Regions from separate parts of the Homo sapiens genome. Here all the other regions are linked to region 1. A link is a loop called in an ENCODE intact Hi-C map of the cell type or tissue named here. Cell type or tissue: dorsolateral prefrontal cortex. All regions are shown on one strand. Region 1 has its middle 140 kb from the start of VRK2. Region 2 has its middle 93 kb from the start of LINC01122. Region 3 overlaps VRK2 (VRK serine/threonine kinase 2). Region 4 overlaps VRK2 (VRK serine/threonine kinase 2).

The links. Peaks named below come from ENCODE experiments on the same cell type or tissue, not always from the same donor. Only the 100,000 strongest peaks of a DNase experiment are listed, where the experiment ranks them.
Region 2: a loop joins it to region 1, with 6 times the contacts of the local background. A loop is called at or near these places in 4 of 110 quality-filtered maps.
Region 3: it touches region 1 in a loop (8-fold over the local background); 14 of 110 quality-filtered maps call a loop at or near these places.
Region 4: it touches region 1 in a loop (2.5-fold over the local background); 17 of 110 quality-filtered maps call a loop at or near these places.

Annotation. Positions count from the first base shown.
Region 1 is chr2:57,904,014-57,909,013 of GRCh38, reverse strand. It overlaps a transcript of VRK2 not described here. Among named protein-coding and RNA genes, the nearest start is that of VRK2, 140 kb to the left of the region's middle. RefSeq lists an enhancer at 1-246. In dorsolateral prefrontal cortex, CTCF peaks have their summits at 2,495 and 2,696; no DNase peak of the experiment used is centred here; H3K4me3 peaks cover 1,827 bases; H3K27ac peaks cover 2,578 bases.
Region 2 is chr2:58,424,801-58,429,800 of GRCh38, reverse strand. No RefSeq gene overlaps it. Among named protein-coding and RNA genes, the nearest start is that of LINC01122, 93 kb to the left of the region's middle. In dorsolateral prefrontal cortex, no CTCF peak of the experiment used is centred here; DNase peaks (open chromatin) are centred at 1,030, 1,160, 1,490, 2,060 and 1 weaker place; H3K4me3 peaks cover 2,446 bases; H3K27ac peaks cover 4,577 bases.
Region 3 is chr2:58,128,941-58,133,940 of GRCh38, reverse strand. It overlaps VRK2 (VRK serine/threonine kinase 2), which reads right to left. Exons shown (of 13, transcript NM_006296.7): 9 at 2,013-2,133. Among named protein-coding and RNA genes, the nearest start is that of VRK2, 85 kb to the right of the region's middle. In dorsolateral prefrontal cortex, CTCF peaks have their summits at 2,458 and 2,658 (motif pointing left); no DNase peak of the experiment used is centred here; H3K27ac peaks cover 3,000 bases.
Region 4 is chr2:58,053,006-58,058,005 of GRCh38, reverse strand. The region is part of intron 2 of VRK2 (VRK serine/threonine kinase 2); the gene reads right to left. Among named protein-coding and RNA genes, the nearest start is that of VRK2, 8.7 kb to the right of the region's middle. In dorsolateral prefrontal cortex, no CTCF peak of the experiment used is centred here; no DNase peak of the experiment used is centred here; H3K4me3 peaks cover 114 bases; H3K27ac peaks cover 779 bases.

The DNA.
Region 1 (5,000 bases):
AGTTGCCTTATTTGGTATATCCTATTGGAACGTCCCTAATTATATTAATAATTTTCTAAGGTTTTGGCTACTTTTGATTGGTTGAGCTTAAGTTTTGTTTTCTTTCTAATATAGGCATTTACAAGAAATCACCCCAAGTTAAGTTTCACTTCTGTTTGCAAACCCAGCAACCCTTAGGTCACTAATGAGGTCTACTCGTTTTAGCTGCTCAGGGATTCTTCAGGCCTGGTCTTCATTTTAATTTAACAGGTAACAAACTTCAAGATATGGCCTCATTAAAAACTACTTTGAAAAACTATTCTTCAAATCTGGTCAAATATTTGGTTCAATTAACTAAAAACCTGTCACACACAGTTTAGAAAACACTTAGTAATTAGTAAAATATGGTAGTGTGGATGCCTCAAAAAGGTTTATTAAGAGCCAGTCATTTAACTTCAGACATTTTGGAGGATTGGTTATACATTCAGAAATGATGGAGCTCAAGTTTTTTTTTTAATGTTTTCATCCATCTATATATGCATGCATACACTCATCAAATACTTCTTCATCATGTTTTATGTTAAAACACTGCAAGATTCTTAGAGAGACACAGACAAAATTGTGACTATCCTTAAAAGATTTATAGATAAGTCCAGAGCATAAGTAGTCACAGCTGCCAATTTCAGAATTTTGTCAGATGTATAATTATAATATATCATAGAAAATAATGGGTGGCAAAAGCTGTGCAAATTGTAAGAGGCAAAGCAACATCTTTAAATCATACGTGATGTGTGGTCATCCTAATGAAAACTAGAAGAATCAACCCAAGATAAAACCACATACGATGTACAACTTTGTGCTCTGCTCCTCTAAGTTCTTTAACTCCTGACTATGCTTTTTGGTTTCTGATTTTGGATTCTTCCTTAGATTTGCCTTCCAGAAGTTCCTTGAAAATCTCTTGATCCCCTCTTGTGAATCCTTTTGGCCTTCATTCTCATATTCTCATAAACAGTCTAGCAGTCACCCACTGCTAGACTGTTTCTTAGAGCCTGTATTGATGAAATGATCTTCTGTACTTGGATTATCATGTTCTGACTTTGTTAGATCATCTTTGGCCCTGACTCCCTGTCACACCAGGCATAGCACAGAAAAAGAAATCGAGACATTCGCCAGGAGATGGAGAGATTACATTTACCTGAGTGTAGCAAGGAAGGCTTATTGGAAGCAGAGAGATTTGACTTGGCTCTTGAAGGATGAGAAGAATATGGATAGAGTCAGTGAGAAGCATCTTGTAGGATGAAGGAAATAGCATACTTTCCCCATGAGGACAATCAGAGAAGTAGGATTCTGGATGGAAGTTGTGAACTGAAGCGTGTGAATAGCCAGGGTTGGAGGGAGTTTAGGATGTTTGAAGTGGTTGTAGTTGCTCTGTTTGGAAATGCTAGTTGTTTATTTGAGCTGAGGGAGATTATGACAAAAAGCTTTTTGAAAACAATGAATCTGGCAGAGCATAGGGTGAGTTGGAGTTGAGAGATAGAAGACTATTGTGACAGTCATTGGAGATGTTCCAACATAGGCTAGTGACAACTTTGCAAATGTTAAGGGAGAATGAAGCATTAAACATGGAGTAGATGGAATTTTAAAGTCCCTTCCAGCCATAAGTTACAGAAGTAGAGTAGAATACTAGGCTATGAAGTCACATTGTCTAATTTGCATGCTGGTTCCACCACTACTGACTATCACCTTGGGTGAATTACTTAGTTCTAAAAGTCCTCAGCTGGGTGCAGTGGCTCACGCCTATAATCCCAGCACTTTGGGAGGCAGAGGCGGGAGGATCACGAGGTCAGGAGTTCAAGACCAGCCTGGTCAACATAGTGAAATCCCGTCTCTACTAAAAATACAAAAAAAAATTAGCCGCACGTGGTGGTGGGCACCTGTAGTCCCAGCTACTTGGGAGGCTGAGGCAGGATAATCGCTTGAACCTGGGAGGTGGAGGTTGCAGTGAGCCGAGATCGCGCCACTGCACTCCAGCCTGGGTGACACAGCAAGACTCTGTCTCAAAAAAATAAAAATAATAATAAAAAAAGTCCTCCATGGCTTTTCTCATCTGTAAAACAGGAAAACTTTTAGAATTTATTTCATCATATTTGTGTAAGATTTAAACAGTGTACATATGTGAAGCCCTTAGCATAAGACATCACACAGATAAGACCTCAATACATGTTTGCCTGCACTGTGCAGTTTATAGACATTGAGGTTTTAAACTGTGTTAATACAAAGGGGAGAAAATGGGCTAGGTGGAAAAAACAGCGCTGAGGTAAAATTCACAGGATTTGTAACTCATTAAATGCAGATCAAAGTGAGGCAGAGGACCAGGAGAAATTAACAAAAACTCAACATTGTAAGTAAGAGTGCTTAACTATGACGATTAGATTCCTTCTTTTCAAAATTAGAAAGGGAGGCCCCACCCCCATAATATTTTCCTTTTCTAATTGACATAGTTAAAACATATAACTTAAATTTATGAATTCAGAATACATTTTTTCGTGAACAGAATTGTTTATAAATTGCCTGCTTCTATTTTGGGGAAAAAATAAGGCATTTGACTTTTTCCCATCTGAGTAACAAATCTTAGACAAAAGTGATCTTCCCCACATTCCTATGGACACTGAACAAGCATTCAGTACTTAGTGCAACAGCATAGACTAGTGGTAGGAAGGAAGATTGTAATGAGGACGCCCAGACACTACTTTTTATCTTATCCAGGGCACATTTTAGTTTTAAGCTACACTTAGAACAAAATTATCTATAGCTGTAGTAACAGACTATTTGACAAAATAAAACTGGTTTAAGGTAATTTTAAGTACCTCGTGGCTTGTTTACTAATTACTAGAATCTTTGAGAAGTACTTATTTCTTTCTCTTTTGACTGCTGTAAGGAATAATCACATATTCAAATGTTTTTTAAAAAGTATTTCCTTTCCTTCAGTTGAAGACTTCAGCTATTTTAAATAAATTATGTCTCAAGAATATTAGTTTAATTTGTATCATGGGGGCTAATGGTATTAATTTTCCTGCATCAATTTTTTTTATCCAGATAGGTGCTATATATCAACACTTACGTACACTAGGAACACTATAGAGGCAAATAAAATTAATTCAGAATCAGATCCTGAATTTAGAATTGTATAATCAAACATGTATACAACTTATAGAATATGGAAAAATATGCTGTATTACCAATATGGACCAAAGAATAAATGCTGTATTACCAATATGGACAAAATAAATAAATGCTATATTACCAATCTAAAGAGCCATGGAAGCAGAGAGGATAGAGGGATTAAACTCCTTTGAGAAAAAAAAATCCTTGCAGGATTTTGTACTTAGGATATTGCCCAGCACAGACTGGACATTCAGTAAACATTTGCTTAATAAATGAATGATCTATAAATGATCTCCCAAATCTTTGGGGTTATAAACATAACCGTTGTTTTATGACTTCTCATGGATTCCTGTGGGTTGGAATTTGGGAATGGTCTGAGCTGGGTGGTCTTTCCTAGTGTTGTGGCCAGTTGTTTGCTACAGCTAGTGCTAGAGCTGGAGGATGGGAGGTCGAAGCAGCTGGAGGCTGCCATCATCTCTCACTCTTTGTGTAGCCTCATGGCCTCTCCATGCAGCTTCTTCTTTTGGGTGGGTTTAGTCTGCCTTACAGCATGGTGGCCTCAATGCAGTCAGACTTCTTGCAAGCTTTCAGGAACAAGTATTTTAGCCAACAAAGCAGAAGCTTCTTGGTCATTAATGACCTAGACACAAAAAGTCAATAACATCATTTCTGCCATACACTGTTAGTCAAAATAGTCACAAAGCCAGCCCATTTTTAAGGTAGGAAACACAGACCATTTCTTCATGGGAATAGTGTCCAAGTCACATTTAAGAAGGGTATGTGAGATGGAGGTATTGTTGTGACTGCCTGTGGAAAACAGAATCAGCAGAGTGATTTCAATGTTCATTTTTAAGCCACGTAATGAGTGTTTCTTACACCTTTTTGTCTTTTTTTTTTTTTAACAGAATATGTCATAAAACTCTAACAAAAATTTGGAAGTGGATTTGGAATCAGAAGTCAGAGTAGATTATTTATGAACTCTCCAATTTCTACCCAGTTTTGTGTAGTGTTTCTTTAAAATTTCTAACTTTTTTAATATGTAAAGTCTTGATTTAGGCTGTGTCTATGTGACTGTGTGCTAAACAACTGCAAATAAAACAACCTGTCTAATTAGGTCACTACCATGATAAAAAAAATTAATCTATCAAATTTACTGTTTGGCATGACATAATAAGAAAAACAACAAACCAGAGAAACAAACTGAAACAAAGAAAAACAAACACACATACACAATACCCCCAAGCAAATCAAGACAAACACTTATCTCATGTGTAATTTACTTAACTCTTCATTTGTCAACATGTTTCTTTGATATGGCATAGAACACAAAATCTTATTTGACAAATAATGTGTCTCAGATTTTAGCAAAATTTTTCATCAGAGTTACAACTCAATAGATTGTGTTTTACTTTGCATGCAAAGAATCTCTTAATTCCAAGAGCTTTATGACATACAGAAAAATATTTCAGGCCAATATGATACCAGTTGGTGCACCAGGCAGACTAAGATAACTTATCACCTCTGTTCCACTTTGGATATACCTATACCAAGAGACAGTAGAAACATCAAAAAGCCAACTACTAGAAACTGTAATACCTCTAATGACTAAAAGCATGGTAGTAATTGTCTTTTGTCCATCTGATCATGGAAGTCATTCAATGGAAAATGTGAAATAACAGATGTTTCAGCAATGTCCCCTGATTTCTAGATTTTGCAGCTCACAAGGGAAATGTCAAACACTACATGCATATTATTATTTTTTAATGAGAAAAGTGAACTCCGTGATACTCTTTGGAAAATAAAAAAAATCATTATTGAAAAAAACTTACTTTTAATATTTCCTTTTTTTTTTTTTT
Region 2 (5,000 bases), 520 kb before region 1:
TGTACGATTTACAATGGTGCATTAGCAACCCAGCAGCAGTGTGATGTCAGAGCCTCAAAAAGACGTATGCAAGAGAAGCAACTGGGCCTGGTTCTGCTGCCCTGGCCCCCAGTCAAGGCTGCTTAAATGTCACCAACTCCAGTCCTGCTCTGTTCCACAGCTAGTCCTGGCTGTGATTTTCTCCCAAATAGGACACAGATATTAACTAAGGTTCTGGAAAGAGGAAGCAAAAGAAAGAGAAAAAGCAAACTACTGAATGCACTAAACATTTTTTTAAAGTTTTATTGAAAGGAAAATAGAGGTTAACTTGAAGGACCTAAGAATTTGTTTTTCTCTGTACAAAGCAAATATGTCAGTTGCATGCCGATGATGCTGGAAGCATTCCGCAAAGGAAACCATCTTTTCTGGGAATACAGAAAGCCCCCTCTGTTGTTGGTGACATTGCCCTCCCTTTTTCCCCCTATTTGTTGCCTTTGTTTTCCTCCCCTGTCATTACCTAACCTCCTAGTACTGCTGTGCCAACCGCAGCACAAAGACACTCGTCTAAAAAGCCTCTGTAGGAGAAAGAGTTCCACCCTACGGAAAAAAAGTGAACCCTCGGGCCACAAAGATGAGGAAAGAGTCAATCTTTGGAAAAGCTCTCACAGACGTGGGTGGCTTTGGCAAGGTCAGCCTTTGGAAGGCGACCTCTTGAGCAGGTTCTCAACCCTAAGGCCGGTCTGAGAAAAGCAATGAGGGGAGTAGAAAAGAACGGGGAGAAGAGAGGGAGAAAAGGGTCGGGGAATGGAGGGTAGGATAAAGAGAGGGTACAGGTAGGGGACAGCGAAGGCGGCGGCCCCTCCTGGGATTACATCTTTCGGTAACCACCCCCGCCCTCCGCACTGGCACTTCGCGCGGGGTCACTGCCCGGCCCCACCTCCCGGGCTGAGTGGCGCGCTCCGCCTGGGTCCCGGAGGCGGTGGCGCAAGGCGAGCGCGCACCGGGGCCGTCCGCTGGGCTGGCCCAGGCGGGGAGGTCCTGACCCCAAGAGGCAACAAACGAGTGGAGGGGCACTGCTCTCCACACTGCTCTGCCGCCCCCACCCCAACTCTCCCCACCCCTTCCCCCTGGCTGCAGCAGCAGCAGCAGCAGCAGCAGCAGCAAACGAACAGAGCCACAGCGTCACCGAAATCCAAGCGGAGCCCAGCTGCGCCGGGGGCAAGAGGAGGGGGCTGGGGCGATCCGGTGGGGGAGGGGGCAGGGGATGGTGGGGGTGCTCCGGGGCCGCCGGGGGCGGGGAGGCAGCGGGGGTGGCGCGCGCGGCGGCCGCCCCGGGCCCGCGGCCGGCGTCACTTACCCGGCCAGGGCGCGGGAGCAGCTCGGCCGACTCCTCGGAGCCCGCGGCGGCTCGGGGCCGGCGGTCGGCGCAGCCCGGGCGCTGCCAAATGTAAACAATCCGCCATGATTTCTTTGTTTAGCTAATTGAACCTGCCGCCGTCTCGAGTCCCAGGCGCTCCCTCTCCCTTCTCTCCCCTTCCCCCCTCGCGCTCTCTTTTATTTATTTATTTGTCTCTCCCCCCACCCCGCCCTTAGTCTTTCCCTCTCTTTAGTCTTAGTAGCTGCTTTTAATGGAAGTCGAGGCAGTTGGGTAGTTGGTGCAGGGAGTGCGGTGGTGGTTTTTATAAATACAGGTAAAATAATACCCAAATTTCAGGCTGAGGTGCAGTTTCTGGAAGAGGAGGAGGGTGTTCCTCTCCTTCCCTCCCTCTTTCCCCCTCCCCCGTTTATTAGAGTATCCTCGGTGGAAAGTGCCAGAAAAATGTGCTGCATCTCTGAGTCACCTTTTCTTCCCGCCGAACTCTAGCACCCAAGTTCGCTGGCGGATTTTGGACTCTGCCAAAGTGCTGAGTTCGTCGTTTACTTTGAAAGCCTGAAATATAACTGATGTCCAACTGCAGGAAGGCGCACGGAATCGCCGCCACCATCCCGGGGGCGAATCACCGCCCTGCAGCCGGCTCCTCAGGGGAGTGACCTCTTGGTGTCAACTAAACTCCTTTAGGGAAATACCCGGTTTTTCCACGCGCGCGTGCGCGCATACGCGCACACACACGATCCAAACTAGCACCAACACAGTGGAAAGCTCCCAGAGGAGCCCAACTGTTCAGCCTCACATTTGCATAAATTATTGGTCCCAATAAAATTGTTGCAGAAATATTGGGGAAGGAGTAGACGCTGAGCCTCGAGTTTCAAACTTTCAGGAAATATTTAGGTCCTGGTGGAAAGAAGGGCTCAGCATTCCTTCATCTGGGTTTCTGTGGGTAGAAATGCATTTGATCACCAGTTTTGACTATGGTTAATGCAGGCATCATTTAAATCCTGTTCTAGGTGAATTTATGAAGAGTTTCAGGGTAATCCGTGGCAGAAAATTTTAGGGTTATGGCTTCATTTATTTAAAAAACTACTCCCCCAGTCTCACTTTTATTTATAACCACCATGTTGATGACACCAAAAATGATTCAATATTTTAATTAATAAGGAGGTTTGAAAGTCATCTACATCTTGCAGTAAAACTGCCTTTTAAGTTATCATCGGGATTAATCTCATTAAAAGAAGTTATTTCCTTAGCTATGCTTATTTCTCTGTGGGGAGAGCACTGTTGAATGGAGTAATGTCACCCTTAGAAGTTTGGACGAACCATTTATGCGTCACATAATGTATTGATCGTATGGGTAAAAGGGTCATCTGATCCAATCAAGAGAACTGAACTAATGAGTATTTACACTAAGCCCAGTCACTGTGGTCGTCTTACCCACTGGGTCAATTAATAAATAGATGTACAAACATTCTGATTAAATATAAAAGAAAGGAATTGTATTGCCAAGCAATCAAAATGACCCCAATCAAATCACCTATTTACACTTAGGTCTAGTCCATTCCCTCATGCAAGTTTAACAGAGGTTATTATCATATTATTTTCCACACTTTTGATTTTTTTTTTTTTTTTTTTTTGGAAACAGATTTTCGCTCTTGTTGCCCAGGCTGGAGTGCAATGGCGTGATCTCGGCTCACCGCAACCTCCGCCTCCCAGGTTCAAGCGATTCTCCTGCCTCAGCCTCCCAAGTAGCTGGGATTACAGGCATTTGCCACTACGCCGGCTAATTTTGTATTTTTAGTAGAGACGGGGTTTCTCCATGTTGGTCAGACTCGTCTCAAACTCCCCACCTCAGGTGATCCGCCCACCTTGGCCTTCCAAAGTGTTGGGATTACAGGCGGGAGCCACCACGCCCAGCCTCTTTTTTTATATCATGCCAAGTTTTACATGTTTCCCCAAATTCTAGCTTATATCTCACCTTGCAAAACCCACCTTGATATGTACCTTCTCCCAGTGATTGGACCTTATTACTTCTCTTGGCATCAGATATGAAACTAATGAGCTTCACAAATGATGATCAAGGCCCTTGAATAGGGGGGACTGATACGCCAATACGTGGAAGGATTTTTTTTTTTGCACAAAATTTAGGTTTAAGAACCTATAATTTCACTTTTAAAAATTAATTTCTTTAAATACCTGCCCTGTTTGTTTAGAATTATTGTCCATATTCACATTTTTTCTTTTTCTTTGTTCAGCTTTTAAGTCCAGGAGTACATGTGCAGGATAACGTTAACTTTTTCTAATACATTGAATGTTGCATGTTTACACCATTCCCCTGTCCATTGTCAGGTTTATTTCATGTGTCACTTGCCATGAACTGAAATTTGTTTGGAAATTAGAGGGTGAGGGGCAAGTAGAACTTCTCTGGAGCCTATTCCAGATTCTTATATGTCTCTTTAACAGGCAAGATCACATTATATTAATAGATTTGCACATGTGTAATCACATACATACAAAATGTAATCACATTCCGACACTCCTTGAAAATACATTAAAAAATGGAAATTCATACATAGCTACATTTCATTTGTAGGCTGACACATTGATGGCTCCCAATCAATCACACTGTTTTGCATGAATACTGTCTTTTAGTCCCCTTCCACATGGACCATGGGTTTGCCATGTAAATTGCTGTGGCTACCAGAAGTTCCATAAGCACTTGCACACTGGGGTTAGTCCTTTTGGAATGCTCCCTTTTGGAATCTAGCTGCTGTGCTTTAAAGAACCCTGCTAGAGAGACAGAGACCATCTAGAGGAAAAGAATCAATGTACCCTAGCCCAGCCACCAGCTGAGTGCAGATGCATGAGTGATCCCAGCCAACACTACATGGAACAGAATAGTGAATTCATGGGAACATGACAATAAATCATTGTTTCAAACACTAAATTGGGGATGGTCTGTTATACAACAGTAGATCACTGATACAGCTTTCTCCTGTTAAAAGATTAGCGACATAGTCAGATGACTGCTGGAGGTAAGAATTTAGCAAAAAGACATAAGGATGGAGAAAGAGAAATTCTAGAAAACTGCCTAATAGAGCTTCCCAGAACTAGAACTTCCCTTTGTCACTTCTTAGAGCTCAATGTCACCATTACTTCAATGATGTAATAGCCATTCTGGGGACTGTCTTTATGTCATCACTTTAGAATGAACAATCTTTGAGTCTCTAAAGCAAGGAGGTGAACAGACACAGGCTCTGGAGTTCAGTTCTCCTGCCTTCAAGTCCCAGCTCTGTCCCCAAGTAACAATGCAGAATGAATGAACAGGAGTTCTTTCCCAATTATTGGGACTTCTAGAAATTAGGCATATTTTAAAATACACATTTTCTTCAGGAAATTGTTCAAGTGAGACCACGAATGAGAATGAATGACTAACACATGGAAATTTTGCGTTCAGACACAAACTCAATATATAAAAGTGGTTACCTGGTTACCTAGAAGTCATCTCCCTGTGCTCAAAAGCCCTTGGATTTGAATTAGGCACCAAAGGACCTGGGTCCTCTAACATTTAATTTGGCTCTGTATTTGCAGCCGATACACACACATACACACACACACACACACACATCAATTATCTCCATTACAAGTG
Region 3 (5,000 bases), 220 kb before region 1:
CTCAAAGTTTATGTATGCAGAAACACAGAAGTAGTAATATTTACCATGATTTTTTTTCTCAAAAACAACAATAAAAAATTCACGCAAACATTGTATCTAAGTATATATGTGCATTGTTCTCCACTGGGCAATATTTTATGCTGTCCCATGATTAAACAGGTTTGTGGGATGCTCAACTGGTAAGTATAATGCAAATATTCCAAAATCTAAAAATATCTGAAATCTGCAACACTTCTGGTCCCAAGCCTTTCAAGTAAGGAATACACAACCTATAAAAACATTCAACTAAAATTATTTATATGTGTGAGTGAGTCACCACCTCTGGCATAGGCAGAGTAGCAACAATACACACATTGATCCAGCAGCATGCTATGTCAGGAAAATAAAAGGCATAAGGGAGATACAGTGTCTTGGCTGAATATACAATCACACCCTTATGGGGAATTTCAGTGTCATACCTTCTCAGCAAGTTGAATAAATTATGATTATGTATTATGTACTATAATAAGTTTGAAAATGTCTATGGTTTATCTGAATTATAAACTTCATAATATGATATTGGCTTTACTAGTCTATAGGTTTACATTATTAATCAAGTCAAAATGAAGATATTAACATATGTAAGAGTCCCCAAAATGTAAATAGAAGTTATGCTTGATTTATTAGCATTATACATGTAAAATAATAATTTTATATGACATCCTATTATAAATATGCATAAGCAGGTATATTCATTATAGATACCTATAATGAATGTATCTGTATATGCATATTGATAAAAAGTTAAAGCAAGTCATATTAGTCTTATCAAAAAACAAATATATAATCATTAGAATTAAAATGTTAGTTTTTTAAAATAGCATCATTACTTTATTACAGTATTCTAATTAGGTAAACTAGTTGGAAAATTAAATACAAAAACTGTTTATACATCACTGTGTTTTGACTTGACCCATATTTCGAAATGTTACATGAAAGTTAATATGGACACATCAATCACTGCAGTAAATAACTGATTTAGTTCTAATATAGATTTATATAAATGTTTTAGTTTTGGGTAAGGGACTAGGATGATCAAAATTCTGAGTGGAGAAATGTTTCATATATGTCAGTATTTACAAATGTAATATGTATTTTTCTGAATCTGCAGGCTAATCTTTCTCAGTATTAAGAACTGATGCCACACTGAATTTAAAGATAGATTTCTATGAATCAGCTAATTTTCCCCTGGCTTTGTACTCTTCTGTTGTGATTTTCCTACTTAAAACTTAGCTTAGCTGCTGCTTTTGCTACCTGTGGATAACTACTGTTGAGCATATCTTGGTATATAATGAAAAACTGGCTATTCTGTGCTCTATGCAATTGACTTTTTCTTAGGCCTGATCAGTGAGAGAATTGTAAAACAGTAACACACCCTGTTCTTAGTCTGACCTAATTTTTATGCTAGCCGAATCCAGGTAATAAAAACTGAATGTAGAATATTAAAAATGTTTATGTGGCTACAAGATTATCTCATATAAATAGCTCATGTAAAAATTTTGTTTCTTAAGAAAGAAAACATACTTCCTCCAAGACAGAAATAAGAGGTATGTTGCTCTCACTTGAAAAATATAAGCCCTATTTGTCCCATTTCATAGTGCTGTTTTACACAGTTAATATCAATCGTACCAAGCTCAGACTACTTCAACATACTTGTACAATGCTAATTTGAAAATATTCTTCCTTGAAAACACTACCACCTAGAATCTAAGCTTTGGAAATACCATGTAAAAGAACAGATATTTCACTTTATATTTTGCACTGTAATTCAAATACATGTCTTTTTACAATGTTACCTTAATGGATTTTATGTGTTAGTTGTTTGGTTTTTTTAAAACATATTTTTCAAACTAAAGAAATTTGCTTTGGTTGTCATGTTGGGTGAATGCCAATCTTCTCTGTGTTGTTAGCTCCCTTTAATGTATCCCTTCAGACCTGGTGCAGTACATGATGAAATACTTGAAAATTTGTACTTTGTTTTAGCAGTCTGCACAGCCACAGGGTCCTTCAGGTTCTGTTCCCAGGGAAGTTTCCCACACAACCACCGCAGCATGCAGTAGCCGAGGATCTCAACGTCACTTCGTCTGGACAAGGCTATAGGAGTAAGCATTAGAGAGAAAGATAAGGGATAAGCAAGTCCTTGAGAAATGGAGAAATCTTTGGTTGAACTACTACTGATGAAATATGAAAAAGCCAAATAGGCAAAATGTTTTATTTGTTCAGCTGGAATAAAACTTAAACGCCCAAGCATTTGGCCCCAGTCCACAGACAGGCAGTGACTGGTTGCTGTTGAAAGTAAGGGTCAGTTTCCTCACCTCCTCCAACTTCATCTTTCCTTAGTCTGGCCTGTCACATGAACTTGATCCCCATGGCCTCTGACATGATCCAGACAACCCATAACCCAGCACCAACACTTTCTCAAAGAGCCAAGCAGTAAAACAAAGAAATAAATGTCTGCAGCTAAATTACTAACATATGTTCCAGGAAGTCCATAGGGTCTGCATTGGTCATGCAGAGACCCTCTGAGTGCAGACTAAACATTGATGGCCTTTCCTGTTCCACTCACACTAGCAGCATTTGAAGTTGGAAGAATATGACAAAACTGCCATCTAGTGTGCAGTATTAAAAAAAGGGTCTTTCTGAAGATTTTTCAATCACATGAAAATACAATAAAAATATATCTACTGCTTTGGATAATTTTACAAATATTATTTTTAGATATAAGCAGCAGCAGGCTAAAATTCTGGTCCCATATCTATATAAAACGGAGGCAATGGTATCAGAGGCTGGGGGGAGAGCCAAATAGAGGCCTTCAAAATTTAGAATAAGATGCCTTTTCCTAAAAAGTACGTTAAAAGCACATTTTCAGGCCCTTGTATCATTTTATATCAACCTATTAAATGCTGTAGTCTAATTTCATAATTTATATATATTTATAAGTACCTTATATAAGAAGATGGACAATGAAACCTAGGAAATGTATGAAATATAACTGATACATATTAACAAACCACTGAAATAATTATTAAAACATCAGCAAATACCCGTAAAATAAACTCATTTTTGTAGTCATTCAAAATTGTTATAAAACAATAGGCTGGTATTTACATTTCTGTCATTACTCGAATGTTCATCTGTGTAGGGATATATAATCTCCTAAGAGCAGTAAGTGGCTGTTAAACCTGCTATAAACAGGTATCCTATTTTATTATCTTTCATGAAATAAACTCTGAAAAGTTACTCAGTGAACTTAGTTTTTAATTTAAAAAGTCATCTACTAAGAACAATGATGCCAACACATCGTAACTACTTTTGGTTACCATGTATAAGTTATTATAAAAGCAGAAGACATGATTAGCTCTTACACTCTAACTGCTATTAGCGTATTGGATTATTAAAGGCCCTTCAATCTAGCAGAATGCTACAGTCCCATGGGTGCCATTTACTTTCTGCACAAGCTTCAACAATGTCCTAATGCAAGACTTGGCTCTCATATTAAAATAAAAACACAATCTCTACCACAGTGTTCTGTAGTGATTTCTTCAGTAATAAATCTCCCATTAATAATGGAATGGTTCCACTTGTACAGATGTGTTCACAAGTCTCCTTTCTATTATGGCAATTCCTGATTACCATCACTTAAAAAATCTCATATCCTCTAATTTTCAAAAAATGATATTCTGGCACAGTGTTTGGATGATATAAGCTACACACAAGAGGCCCTTTGAGGAAAAATAATCAGAATTAAAATAGATTGAACCTTCCTAGCCATTTCCCCCTACCCCCCAATTGAGGGATTAATTGATATGAAGCTGTAAGTAATGACAAGTCATTTAGATTTCTGAAGCCAATCTTTCATAAACTGGTCTTCATTTGAAATAGCCCTTTGAGAGTTAACTTTACTTCACTATTATAGTTTGGTCTTACCTAATTAAAATACATTATCACATTTTTCAATCTTTTATTTTCTTTTTTGCACATCGGTATTAATAACTACCGTTAGGTGAATGTTTTGCCACTGTTTCTGATAAGTCCTGCATAAATGCATGCAGTGATAAAAAGAACACCCAATAGTCACCCTTTCCTTTCCCCACACTGAAGAGTGACTAAAAATGTTTCTGACTACATACCTCTACCTGAAATTCCCTCTCAGAAAAGCAAATTGAAAAGTTTGAATGTTTAGTGAAGTTAAAATCTTAGACTTTGCCAATGATTGTCTTCTTTCCATCTACTGTACACAGAGGAGTAATTTTAATACCTGTTAAATTAATTAAAAACAAATGTTCTAGATGACAATATTAAAATCTATGTATGCATGTATAGTTTACACAAAGAATTGATTATAGTCTGAGACTATTAATGTCTAACTATAAAAATTTTTTTTTAATTTGAAAGTTGCTTCTTTAATTATACAATTTTCAAATTCATTTTAAAACATATTAAGTGAAGCAGTAAATAGAGCTCTGGACTAGGAATGAGATCCAATTCTATCCCTGCCACTAATATTTTACATTTTCAGCTCTAAAATCAGATGATACTGTGCAATGTATTTCTTTTTAATATATTTTCATTCATTTGAATAGAAAATACATTATGCACTGTTTTGTTTCTGAGTCATGTATTTGCACAATTTATTGTAATACATAGGGTTCTTCAGTGGCATTTGGTAATTAATGTAATTATGGACAGTATATTTTCATGCAGATGTCCTAAAATGAAGTGTTTACTTATTATTGCTTGGAACTGTAATGAGATTTAGTTTAGATTTCTAAACTTTCTCAAGTTAGTTTCTAAATATTATTAATAGCATCTAACTTATATTGAGCTTACCAATATGCAGTAATATACATCACTCTTTTTGTTGAAAGCCTGTGGTATTCTCAAATGTTCTACATTTCTAAATTATAAAGTATTGCCAAAGTAAAAACAATTAGAAAGAAATAGGCACAGGTGAGGATTTA
Region 4 (5,000 bases), 150 kb before region 1:
TCCTGAATGCTGACACATTTTCAATGATTGATTTTGCAAAACGTGTTGATTTTTCCTACACTGTTTTGCCTCTCTGTGTGTCAACTTTGGCCTTCTTTTCTTGCTCCTTTGCAGCACTGCTGTCTCTTTGAAGACATTGTCTGCCTGATACAAAAAAAAAATGTACATTAAACCTCATGACTAATTATGTGGATAGAAAATTCCCGACCTCAAACATAAAATACCCCTGCCCAGAAACCATAACAAAAGCTTCTGACTATGTACAAAACCCTTAATCAAACCTTTCACAGACTTGGATTAAAAGAAATCCCAATAATTTATTTTCTGTTAACGTTGTGCTTACATTCTTTGAAAAGTTGATTTCTTATGCATGTTACATGCATACATACATAAGTCAATCCATTTTATAGTAAACACCATGCTTTTCCCCACAAACGTTTATACTTGCTATTAGGTCTACTTCAATTAAATACTACTCAGAAGAACTGTTTTATTAGAAAGAGAAAACTGATTTGTCTTAACACAATGTCCATTTTTTAGTCCCCTCTCCATACTATGCTTTAACAGAGTAGACTCTTCACAATAAATTCTACAATCTATGGATTAAGTACACAGCTTCTTGTATTTTAAAAATATACTTGAAAAGAGAATAAACACATACTTTTATCCCTTCAAACTCCCCAAAAGATACAAAAGAATTTATCTAAATCTGAAAGTACAGTGCCTTACACGCAGGTCACATATAGGATAGAGCATGGAATTTTTTTGTCTCATACAACCTATTTATTGGGAAAATCATAATAGAACAGTTCTAGAGTTAATTTAACACATCATTTTTTAAGAACTATAACATGCAAGGCCATATTAAGCACTGTGAGTGACTGCCTGAAAGCAGTTTATAATGTAGTGTCTGTGTGCACACATGTTGGGGGAAACAGGTTAAAAAGACAGCATACAAAATAGTGACCGTCTGAAATAATGAGGTGAGCATTGTGTGAAAGCACACCATCGGAACAAAGAAAGAGAGAAGTTATGAACACTCCCCAGCATGCCTCTTTAGCATTTCAGAATTTTCATAAAGCCTACCAAGCCACCATTTGTTTCCACAACCAGTCCTAGCAGCAGACCCTCCTCGCTTCCAGTCTACCAAGTCTAGGTATTCTGCTGTTTGGCTGTTGCTTGCCTTTTCGTTAGACCAACTCTCCTCTACCTCTAGTTGTACATCTCACACTATTACCAAGTACAATAAAAGCATCACATGCCACCACACTACTATTTTGGGAAGCCCTGCAATGACTACCAGTGTACCAATTAACCAGTCCAACCCTGGATATAAAATGTTAGTTCCTCAAACACGTGATGCAGAATGGGAAGATGAGAGGAAGTGGGGTGAGTAGCCACACTAGTTACTCTTCAGAAATAGCCACACTACCTAAGCAGAACAGGTTGGATTAAGGTCTGCACATGAGCCAAAGCTGAGAATTCATTGCCTTTGTTGGCTCATGTCACTTCTTTAATTAATGTCACTTTCTCTGGTTTAATATCAGAGCAAGTGACAAGAGTGCTTCTGGATGAATTGTGTTTTCCGAGGACTGTATGGCACACTCTCCTGCAGTCTGACAGAGGGACGTGCCAGTTTTACTTGGCAGTTACAATGCACCAGCTTTAGTTTTAGTAGTTTAATTTGTGGCAGTTATATGTTTTGAATACGTTGAAGTATTCACAACGGTCTCATGGAATCTGTTCCATAGATAAAGTTTACACAGTGAAAAAGCAAAAGCAACGGCTATAAGGCGATTAGGAAAAGCTTCTCTTGGCCACAGCTGGTCTTACAGGCATTCCTGTAAATTTTAGAGCATTTAGAAGATATGATTAAAGTGATCAGAAGGAAGCGTGCCCTCTTTTAGGGGGTGGGGGAGGGGAGTTCTGTAGTGGGTGTGAGACAATCAGAAGGAAATATGATGTTTAGAGTTCTCAATTTTATGCAAAATCCATTATTCAAGAAGCAAAGTTTATATACATGATAGACATGCAATGAAATAAATGTAAAAATAGAAAGTTTTGTCACTTATGCATTAAGTTGGTTCTAACATTTTGGTTAACTAAGTTTTTATTGATAGAAAACTCAGAAGATTTTCTGCATTGAGGAGAAAGGACTAAACTTTTTCCTTTGGTTTGTTAAAAATCTTTCTGTTTCTGGATGAAATTTTCTGAAGGTCTTTTATTTGGAGTTTTCCCTTCATCTCCTTTATACAATTTTGTGAAGCTTCATCAGCTCATAGTGAAAAGAGCTGCCTGCCACCAAGGAGTTCTTCTAAACTTTGCCTGCCCTTTCTAAATTTAGGGTTCTTTACTGCAGCAGGTTGAAGATCTGGCTTTGATTGCACCTGGCTCTGCTGGAGAACAGAAATATTCATCTCCACTGAATGCATGCTGCTTAAGTGCTGGAGGCACTTGCAGGAGAGTAACTCTCATTGGAAACTTCATTACAATACTTTCTCTTCCCTACACGAAGTAGTAATTCTCATTCACCAAAGACAGGATTTTGCCTGACACAGCCACAGGAGCTGCTGTTTGACTTTCAAAATTAATCAACTTCTAAGTTGGAGTAGAAATGGCATGTCCTTTAACCTTAAGCACAAAAAGCTCTCAACAGACTGTAGTTTTTATATCCCTGGATGGGAATTTGGGCCCCTGATACTTAAACTTGATTCACATACTGGGTTTCTGGCATGCTTTTGCCCATACCCATCTGCTAGCCTGGCACTGTGCCCATTCAGAAGGTGTGATGCCAGTTTCAATAGGGCATAGGTGCCAATCAAAGATGGGTTTGGAGGGGCAGCATGCAGAACGCAGCAAAAGTCACTTCTTCTGCCAGAAGATCCTCCTGTTATCATATAATGCCAATGAAGGGCCACATGCTTCATTGCTTGGGATCACATTGCATCTGTAGATGTTTCTGGCCTTCAATGGATGTCTTTCTACAGAATATTTCCCTCAAGTATTACTTGATCGAAGATGTTAAAGAAAAGATAAATCTACCTGGCTAACAAAAGGCTATGCTTTTAAAAGAAACAAGGGAAGTCCTCAACAATTATCTTGAAATAATTGCTGAGTTTTCTATCTTTTCTCCTAAAATATTTTTTCATGGAGAATACAACAGAGTGTTCAGGAATAACAGTCCATGTGATGGAGCTATCAGGGACAAACATTCTAAAGAAATACTAATTGCAAAATCAAGTATCTAAGTAGTATAAAAACCATAAATGCCTTTAAGTGTAGATGATGAAGAAATTTTCATCATCCAAGTAGCTAATTTCTAATGAGCTCTCTCATTTAGAGCTTTAAAGTTTCTTAATTTTCTTCTCATTTATCTGATATAGATATTCCTGTGTCTTAAAAGAAGAAACACACCTCATACTATTTATTCCTCTTCTTCCTTATCTAAAGAAAAAAACCTAAAACACTTCAGAAGCAGAAGTCTATCCATATTTCATAAGGAAGCCAGAGCTCTCAAAAGCTGAGAATTCTTTTATTGTGTGGCAATAGAGGTGAGCTCATTTCAGGAAGAAGAAATTTCCCCACAGCAATATGTTTCAAATTAAAAAAAAAAAACCTTGACCACTGTAAACAGTTACAAGATAGTAACAGGTCCAGTGGAAGAGACATAATATATAAATGCACTGAAGAATAGAGTATTTTATAAATCTTCCCTTAAGGCAAAAGAATTTGACAGTAAAATGTTGAAAATAAAGAAGAACCATAATATAAAATATGCTTAAAAATGGATATTTAAAAAAATGAAAAAGCCAAGCAAAAGCCAAGTCTTATAAATCTCCCTTTTAATGGAAGGAACCCAAACTTTCTTAAACACCCAGATTTCTTAACTGATAGATAACTGGGTACTGCTATCTCTTTAAAAACTCAAAATTTAAATATAAACAAAATTAAAATACATCTTATAGAGACTTTTATTTCTTGTCTGTAAGTCCAACAAACGTATTAAATTTACAAAACTCCAAGTGATTCCTTCCCTGTTTTGAGTTTATATTACCTATTATTTATACCTTCTGGAGACTAATTTATCATAAACACTATAGTTTCTAGTCCAAATTATTCTCATTTTCACATTTATTCAATTCTTCTCTTCACTCCCACAGTATCATTTGCAAAATTGCCTAATAACAATTGCAGTGGCACCACAACGTTGCATTGTGTCAGATAAGGCTATTTATCTCAAAGCTCTCTATAAACACTACCAAAATAACACTTAATAATGTAATATGTAATGAAGCAATATGTATTCCAACACACTACTTTGTTGCTAGTATTATCACTGGGCTCTTCTAAACTTTATTCTGCATACCTTAAAATCAATCTATTATAGCTCACTATTTATAAAGAAAATAAAAAATTATTTTATGAAGAAGTAAAAACATTCTATGTATGTGGTTTATATTTACTTGTTTTAAATATAAATGTTTCCTTATCAGTAAAATAAATGATTTAAACTTTGGTAATTTCTAAAAACCTATCCGCCAACAAAAGATTCCTTCTATGTTTCTGAAGTACAAAATTAGGCTAATCCGACAACATGATCCAAAAATGTCTGGCAGTCACTTTGATGAAATTTAAACATCTGTCCATGGATAAATGATCTGATTTTCAGGCTTCACCACAGTTAACTTTAGTTATAATAATGTGTTATTCTTTATAAAAGCTTTGAGATAGTATCTTTATAAAAGATATTGCTACTGATGTCCTGTCAATAAAGCACATGCACATTCTTTTAGATGATGTCATGATAGGTGCCTTGTCTCAACTTTCCTGGTGACTAAGGATACTAATCTGCAGTAGATCGAAGAGTGACATCTATAATTATGGAAGAGAACAAAGCAAACTAGCTTGTGTGGGTTAAGTACTCCAATCTCAGTCTCAATTTCTCAGGCAAATAACTGTTGAACATCTATTCTGTGCTTGACACTCCAAAGATGCTAAAT